Regions from separate parts of the Homo sapiens genome. Here region 1 is linked to region 2. A link is a contact called in ENCODE Hi-C or POLR2A ChIA-PET data. All regions are on one chromosome and are shown on one strand. Each heading gives the region's core, a stretch centred on a gene start or an enhancer-like site at or near the end of the contact. The rest is flanking DNA. Distances are from core to core; before and after follow the strand shown.

Evidence for each region. Hi-C counts contacts between places; a loop is a spot of excess contacts on that map. ChIA-PET counts read pairs that join two places held with the same protein, here RNA polymerase II (POLR2A). Pooled maps may share reads with other maps.
Region 1: a loop to region 2 is called in a pooled map, with 3 times the contacts of the local background. The contact joins the promoter of HEPACAM here to the enhancer-like site in region 2. A Hi-C loop is called at or near these places in 1 of 50 pooled maps. POLR2A ChIA-PET finds 5 or more read pairs at or near these places in 3 of 52 experiments (OCI-LY7, SK-N-SH and T-cell).

Annotation. Positions count from the first base shown.
Region 1 is chr11:124,934,023-124,938,540 of GRCh38, forward strand. HEPACAM (hepatic and glial cell adhesion molecule) reads right to left here and starts at 2,025. Exons shown (of 7, transcript NM_152722.5): 1 at 1,900-2,025. The coding sequence starts at 1,984. The region is part of intron 1 of LOC107984406 (a long non-coding RNA gene); the gene reads left to right.
Region 2 is chr11:124,641,293-124,645,599 of GRCh38, forward strand. The region is part of intron 7 of SIAE (sialic acid acetylesterase); the gene reads right to left. Among named protein-coding and RNA genes, the nearest start is that of TBRG1, 21 kb to the left of the region's middle. Within about 2 kb of position 1,984, at least 3 of the 41 ENCODE cell types and tissues checked have a DNase peak (open chromatin) inside an H3K27ac peak, as active enhancers do.

The DNA.
Region 1 (4,518 bases), core at 775-3,274, 290 kb after region 2:
ACCTATGGGCTAACGGCTGCCAAATACCTCTCTCCAACCCTGACCTCTCTGCCACCCAACTCCAGGCTATGTGACATCTTCACACGGAAGCCTCATAAGTATTTCAATCTAAACATGTATGATACTCATTTTTTTTGTTTAAGGTTTCACACAGCAATCCTCCTTCCCTTCCTAAATCCTCCTACTTCCTACAGGTCACTAGCTCCTGACTTTACCTCTAAAATATTTTCTCAACATGCCTCATTCCTTCTATCTTTATTATAATTTCAGTCCATGTTATTTCTCCTATTTCTCTCTTGATCTATTGCAATAGCTTTTTGACCTGTGTTCCCCTCAAATTCATACGTTGGAGTCCTAACCCCCAAGTACCTCAGAATGTGAACTTATTTGGCAATGGGGTCACTGCAGATCTAATAAGAAGGGATCATACTGGAGTAGGATGGACCTAATCTAGTATGTGTCCTTATAAAAAGGGGAAATGTGGACATAGACATGCAAACACGGGGAATGCCATACCAAGACTGGAGTGATGCTGCCACAAGTCAAGGAATTACCAGAAGCTAGGAGAGAACCCTAAGGCAGAGCCCTCCCTAGAAGCTTCAGAGAGAGCATGGCCCTGCTGACACCTCGATCTCCCACTTCTGGCTTCCACGACTTTGAGATAATGCATTTCTGTTGTTTAAGCCACTCAGTTTGTGGTATTTTGTTATAGGAGCCCTAGAAAATGAATACAAACTTCCTTTCTTATTTTATTTGCCTCCAGTTTCCCCTCGAATGACCCCCTGCAGACTGAGTAAGCTATCTGAAAGGTACATGTAACCCTGACAGTCCCCAAATTAAAAACCGCTCATTCCCTCACCTCTCAATCCCCAGATTACGAGTCTGGTTTACAAAGCTCTTGCCTCACTCAATTCATGCTTTTCTCTCCAGCAGTGATGAACTGCTGGGCTCTGACTAAACACTTGATGTTATTTCAAGCTGTTGACCTTTGCTCATTTCCCAACCCTAACACCCACTTATACTCCTACCTTTTTTCCCCATCTTTTAAAATTCAGTGCACACATTCCTTCTACCAGAAAACCTCCCCCTGATATTCCCACACCCTGTGTCCTACCCTACCAACACCCCCTCCACCAGCACCAGCTTCCTGGATGGGGTAGGTGACCTTTCTCTGATTGCTATGCATTCTCTGCATAATTGACTTATGATAGTTCCTGCAGTTTAGTAAAATGATCTCCACATCTGTTTGCCTCACTAAGTTGTGAATTCCTAGGTGCTCTGTAATTGTGTGTGTGTGTGTGTGTGTATATGTGTATGTACTCATAAATAGGTATATTTAAATAAGATCACTTCTCAAAGGATTGGTAGGGGGCGGTAGAGGAGGTAAGCAGCTATGGAGTGGAGTGAATTATGGATAGGTGGGTATGACTATCCCACATTAGGAGGCTCATTATCTCCAAAGCTTCTTTCATCTGCCTTACTCTTTTACACACAGAGAAGCCAGAGTCGGGGGCTGGGGAGGTATAAAAAGAAAATTTCCCCTACCCCTACCCATCAAGCCCCACCACAATCCCTTGGAAAGAATGCCAGACTGGCCCACGCCAACAAGTCATCCCATACGAAATGGCCCAGTGCCCGCCATCTAATGTACTGAATGCCGTGGGAGCTCCAAAGTCATGCAGCCTTTTGGGGGAAGGGGGTAGGGGCCGCGCGGGAGGCACACAAAATAAAGAAATACGTTCAACGCTAATGCCTGAATTCCCTGACATGTTTCCCACGGCAGCTGAACTCTCCCCCACTCCTGCCCCAAAGGCATTCAGGCCCTCCACTCTCCCCTCCGTCTGCTGTAAAAGCCCCGGGTCCTTTCTTCAGACCCTTTCTTACCCTCTGGCCTCCTACCTGTCTGGATCAGAAGAAGGTAGACAAAAGGAGCAAGGCGCAGGGCCCTGGAGGCTCTGGACAGGGCTCCCCTTTCTCTCTTCATTTTGGGTGGCGTTCTCCAGCTCTAGTGCAGACAATTAGCATGATTTCTCCACTCTGGGCACGTCCCCTTTGTACCACTCGGAGTTTCTCTGCCCGAACACAACCCTGCCAACTTCCCTCTGAATACACAGAGCTCTGTGTATTGCTGGACTTGTTCTTTCCTCTCCCTCAGACCTGGCATTTTCTAGTTTCCAAGCCCTACATCCCCAGTTTGGAAGCAGGTATCTGCTTAGGAGATAATCTCCAACTCAGGTTCCAACATGGGGGGCACCGGCAGCCCAGCAGTTGGTTGCTTGTCTGTGCTGAGCCTCACTACCCAGGGAGATGAGGATCTGGGCTCAGAGCACTGAGCTGGGACACACACTTAACTGGACTTTGTGTCCCAACCTACCCTGTCTCCACCTAACACTCCTTCTCCCTGAGGAGGAGGGTACATGCCAGGACAGACCTCCAATAAGCTCTGAAAAGGGAGGGAGAAGAGATTTTAAAAAGCTGGGAAGTGAAAGACTCCAGACAACTGCTGAAGAAATGGAAAACCCCTGTTCCATCCCAAAGGAAGAAGACTGGAAAACAGCTTGAATTCTATTATTGTTACACTTGTCTTTCCGTGGCTTGGAATTTTCTCTTCTATCATAGAATCACATAGATGCTGGACACCTCTTTCCAGAAGCCACTCTGTTCATTCCCCTGCTTTCAGGCAATTTTCTAGAACATGTCTGAGCAAAATGAAGGTCATCTCCTAACAGCCAGCATCCTAGGGTTCTGTTACCAGCTTAACAGCCTAGCTGTGCCCTCCTGTTTTGAGGCTGTGAAGAGGAGAAACACTCTAGCTCTACTCTGACCCCCATTCATGTGTTCACACCTTTTCATGAGGGCGGCCAAGGGAATGGATGCCTAGTAACTGTGATCTTGGGATGGGCTCGCAACCTCTTTGAGCCTTCAATTTCTCATCTGTAAAATGGGGAAAAGAAGAGCTTCCTTGAGGGGAATTGTTGGGAGCGTTGATGGAGATTTGGTACAGAAGAGTACCTAGCAAATCCTTTGTTACAGAGATGATGTTTTAAACTTTTTAAAAATTGCCTTGTTTCTTTTTTCATTCATGCTGGGATCTTTATATTTTTGGGAGACCAAACTTCACAACTTCCTTCTTGGTCATCCCTAACCCCTGGTCTTGGTTTTGTAAGTGCAGCAATTATCTCTCTAAATATTCTTTTTACATACTGGAGAAAGCCTGAGTAGGTCAACTTTCTAGAACTGAAGCATTATTACATAGCCCTTCTGAGCCTCGGCAGAGGGAGAAGAGTTGGGAAGCACTGAACTTCACAGACCTCTCTGAAAACATTCTGAAATATATAAAGGGGATTCTTTTTTCCTTTTGCATTTCTGTGTTTATGACTTTTCCCTAGACAACTCAAGGCACCTTTCTTCCACTGGAAGAGGTAATGTTATTATAGCAGGTACACAAAAAGAGTCAATATTCAGCTTCTGACATTTAAAATAGCATTTCAAAGTCCATAGCAAGATGAAAGGCTTAGCCAGTCTTTGTAAGGGACAAAAGAGCATTCTAATTTCTTTTATCTACCCCTTGACATATCATAGATCAGCCTGTGGACTGGATCACAGAGTCCTTCTGGAGTGTAGATAAATGGCCTCTTTGCCTGTGATGGCTGGGCCTTGAGGCTTATGGATGGGAGTAAAAGGAGGATGCAGTGTTTGGGAAATAGAAAGCCCGAAGTCTGCCCTTGTTATCCTGAAGCACTGTGGAAAGAAAAATGTGCTAGAGGGAGACTAAAAGGATCTAAGTTCTCAATATCCCCACTTCCCCGCCCCAGAGGTGGCTCTTTATACCTGCACAGAATTTGCAAGGGCTTCTAGGTGTCCAGAAGCCCTTTAGGAGACTCAGAAGTGCCGAGAGGGTAAAGAACTGGCAGGAAACAGAAGATTGAGCAAAGGCACTGCCATGTACGGGGATTCTGAGGCCAGAGGCAACAGCTGGGACCACCTACTGCTGTGGTGGGAGCCTCAGGTAGCTCATCAGGCCAGGAAAAAATGTAGACCCTGAGTAGAGACTGGTGGGAAACCTGAGAATACCACACAGGTCCACAGACACTGTCTCCCCCTGTTGCCACAAGGTTACTTCAGCCACACCATGTATATTTACCCCAACTCTTATTAGAGAGGAGCTGGGATTGGGAGAGGACATTGGAAAGACTGCTTGAGCAATTGCCTGAGCTGTCCAAGCAGAGACTGAGCTACCTAAAGACAGTGTGAAAATGGTTGGATCAGACTGGGCTTACTGAGATGGAGTGATATTTTCCTCTGCTACCCTGGGGGCGGTGAGAGGTTCATGTGGAAGATCACAGCAACTACAAAGACATAAAGGCCTTCCCTTTCCTTTGTACGTTGGAATGTATGAGGAGTAATTTTGCAATCTTGCTTCCAGCGACTGAGTAGGCCTTTAGAAACTTATAATCATCTACTTATGTGCCTTTCTCTCCTAAGAAACAGAGAGCTCTTTGATTTAAGAGCTGTCTT
Region 2 (4,307 bases), core at 734-3,233:
AAGTCACTACAGGCAGTACTGCTCACACTTCACATGTTAGAAGCATGTAAGATGCAAAGGTGGGGAGGAGAATGGTCGTTCTGAGAGAGGGGCAATCCAGGTGGACTGGAGGATTTGTGAAGGAAAGGCAAAGTTGGAAAGATAGCAAGGCAAGTGTTTGTATAGTTGATTCTTTTGTATTAAACAATAAAGAACCTCTGTAGAGGTGATAGCTGCACGACATCGTGAATGTGCTAACGTGCTACTGAACTCAATTGCATGTTATATGACTTTCACCTCAATTAAGAAATTACAGAGCCACTGAAATTACTGACATGATCAAAGGACCATTTCAAAAGATTGTTCTAGTGATCATACAAATGGCTCTGGCAAAAAACAAAATAAGGCCGGGCATGGTGGCTCACGCTTATAATCCCAGCATTTTGGGAGGCCGAGGTGGGTGGATCACCTGAGGTCAGGAGTTCAAGACCAGCCTGGCCAAAATGATGAAACCCCTTCTCTACTAACAATACAAAAAATTAGCCGGGAGTGGTTGCAGATGCCTGTAATCCCAGCTACTCGGGAGGCTGAGGCAGGAGAATCACTTGAACCCAGGAGGCGGAGGTTGCAGTGAGCCAAGATTGTGCCACTGCACTCCAGCCTGGGCAACCGGGCAAGACTCCATCTCAAAAAAAAAAAAAAAAAAAAAAGAAACCAAAATAAAGGACTTAACGCAGAGAGACAGATTAGTTAAGCAGCTATTATAATATTCTAGACACAAAAACAAAGATCTAATCTACAGAGATAGTAGTAGAACGGGATGATGAGAAATAATAAAAACTGACAAAACCAGGCAACCAACTGGATATGGAGAACAAGAGGAAGGGTAAAATCCATCATTCGGAAGCCACGGCATCTGAATTAACTGTGTGGCATCTCAGGCATCCAAGTAGCACCAGAATATTTGGGGAATAATATTGTTCCAGAAAGAGCCTGTGAAGGATCCACAGCTCATGTATTATCAGTCAGCTCATGTATTTATTCATGCTTTTAACAAATATTTACTGAGCACCTACTCTGTGTCATGCACTAATACTGGCCTAGGAGATAGAGCAGTGAACAAAACACAAGAATCCCTTCCCATTCTTATACCCTAGTGGAAAGAGAGAATGAATAACAAGATAGATCTGTAAACTACATATCCTATGAGAAAGTGACAAGTGCACTGGAGAAAAATATAATAGGGAAGGAGGAGAGAGTGTCAGAGTTGAATGAAGACTAGAAGGAGATGCGCAAAGAAGCTATGAGGATATCTGGGTATGTTAGGCGGATGACCCACAGGGAGCCGCATCCTTATACAATACTCTCCTCTTTGTGGTAGGGGGAACTCGTAATTTGATTCTAACCAATAGGCTATGGCAAAGGTAATGGGATATCACTCCTGTGATTATGTTGTATATGGCAAAAGTGAAGGGATTTTGCAGATGTTACAAGTAACGTCCCCAGTCAGCTGACTTCACATTGATCAAAAGGGAGAGTATCATGGTGAGCCTGACCTAATCAGGTGAGTCCTTTCAAAGAGGGTCTAGAAGCCAGGCCCCCTCCCCTGCTGGCCTTCAAGAAGTAAGCTGCCATGAGTTCTACAGCTTCAAGGAGGTGAATTCTGCCGACAACCACATGAACTTGGAGGAGAACTCCAAGCCTCAGATGAGACTCCAGCTCTGTCTGACACCTTCACTTCCACCCTCAGCAGAAGATCCAGCTAAGCCATGCACGCCCAGACTTCTCACCCATAGAAACTGAGATAATAAATGTGTGTTGTATTGTTTTAAGCTGCTAAATATGCAGTCATTTCTTACTCAGCAATAGAAAACTAAAACAGCAGGAAAAGAACTTTCCATGAAGAATGGAAAAGAAAATGGCAGGCCCCAGGACGGGAGTATGCCTAGCGTGCTTAAAGAAAAGTAAGGCAGCCAGTGTGGCTGGAGTGGCATATGCAAGGCAGAGAGAATTAGAAGGTGAGGTCGGCGGGTAATGTGGGCAGGGGGCACATCATGTATGGCCTTGCTGACCTCAGCACACGGGGACCCACTGGAGCCTTCCGACCCGACTTACACTTCAAAGAGTCACTTTGATATATTGAGAATATCCTACAGGAGGAGAAAAAAAGGTAAAAGCAGGAAGAAGACCAGTTAGGAGGCAATAATACAAGGGAGAGATGATGGTGGCTTAGACTAGCGCAGGAGGAGTAAAGGTAGTGAGAAGTGGTCAGATTCTGAATGCAGAGTGAGTTAACAGGATTTGTTTTCATCTAAACGGAAAGTTGATACACTCCTACTCCTGCAAAACACACAGGCTCCCAGAGAAAAAAATCTTTACTATTACTATGACACAGGCAGTCCAGCTATTTCTTCCTTCTTTTTCTGATGTTTACATCACCCTGTCCTTTGATTTAGATAGCATCTTATTCTTAGCTCCAGTTCCAGCCAATGAGAGGCATCAACCTATTATCTCTCTTTTACAAACCATGATCTAACTGTAAGTCAAACCACAAACTGGGAAGCAGTCTGGGCCAGCAACAACATTTTTTTTTGACTCCATTTCAAAATGTCTGACCCCATCAGAGGACTGCATTTTACACAGACTGTTCCACCCAGCCTTATTACTCACAGCCCAGAAAATACCTGACATCATCCCTATGAATGTGGCCAAATGCAACTTTGAATCGAGGATATTTTCTGCTCTCTGAGTTGCTCCAGAAAGATGAGAAAATCATCAGGAGTACACGGAGAGGTTGCAATAATAACAGAAAGGAGCCTTGGATATGATATGGAACCAATAGGCCATTTACAATTCTCTTATTAAAATTATCTTAGGCAAATCAGCTTTAACATAGGAAATGATAGAAGGTGCCACTGAAGCCTCACAGTAGAATCTCATGAAGACTAGAAAATGGGAATAAAAAATCTATTAAGTCACCCTACTTCTTCCACACCCAGAAGACAAAGTGGAACCATGTGCACCAGCCAGGGTCATAATGAAGATCACAGTAACAACGCCACAGGAAAGAGTCTGTGGTGAGAAAAAAAAAAAAAAAAAAAAACTAGCCTGAAGCTCAACAGGGAGCAATGCTAATAACAGTCCCTCAAGTCAAGGGAATTTTCTCAAAATGGCAGTTTGCTGAGAATTCTTGCAGCAATTCACTTTTTCATTGACTGCACTATTATATACTCGCCACATGGGGGCACCGGCGTACTCCACACCCACATGAAATTCCTGTTTTCCTAATCTGAGATACAGTGGGGCGCTAATCCGTCTCCCACAGTGGCTGGTAGAAATACTGCGGCTAATAAAGGCGTGGACCAGCCAAAGAATATAAAGCTGGCCACGCTCACAAATAACATGCTGCAGTTTGTGGTCTGTTCAACTGTTCCTCCAAATCCCTATTTAAAAACCACACTCCTTGGGACTCCAGCCCCTAGCCTCTTGCTGTTTCGCTCTCAGGCTCCAGGTGGCCTTTCTGCTAATAAGTCTGGGATACACGTGTCCAGCCCTGGTCTCTCCGTGGAACTCACATCCTCCATCTCTAGCTGTACTCTAGTCACTGCAACCATCATTTCAAACTTAGCACTTCTATGAAGCCAGTTCCTCTTTCCTTACAGACCAACTGTCCCTCCAGATCTTCTGATTTCTCTCATCAACAATATTCAACACTAACATTATCTGGTATGTTCCCGGCTTTCCATGGATGAACTCATTCAATATTTAAAATAACAAAGAGTTCAGTATCGTGTTCGAAATCACGTGGCTCAGGAGGTGTCACAGCTAGCATCTGAATGCACTTAGTCTAGCTCAGACTCAGTCTGAACCATGACGCTGTCATGCTGGGTATTTCCCTTTGAAGGGATATGTTTATATTTCCAGACTTCCACTAGTAACCAGCATGTTTTTGTTGGTGATAATAAAGTTAAAACCTGGAGGTTAAGGGACTTTCACTAAACTGTAAGGCATAAGTACAAGAATCAGGTCTTTCTGATTGCTATATTTCTTTTTTTTTTTTGAGACGGAGTTTCGCTCTTATTGCCCAGGCTGAGTGCAATGCTCACCACAATCTACGCCTCCTGGGTTCAAGCGATTCTCCTGCCTCAGCCTCCAGAGTAGCTGGGATTACAGGGATGCGCCACCACACCCGACTAATTTTGTATTTTTAGTAGAGACGGGGCTTCTCCATGTTGGTCAGGCTGGTCTCGAACTCCCGACCTCAGGTGATCCGCCCACCTCGGCCTCCCAGAGTGCTGGGATTACAAGCGTGAGCCACCAAGCCCGGC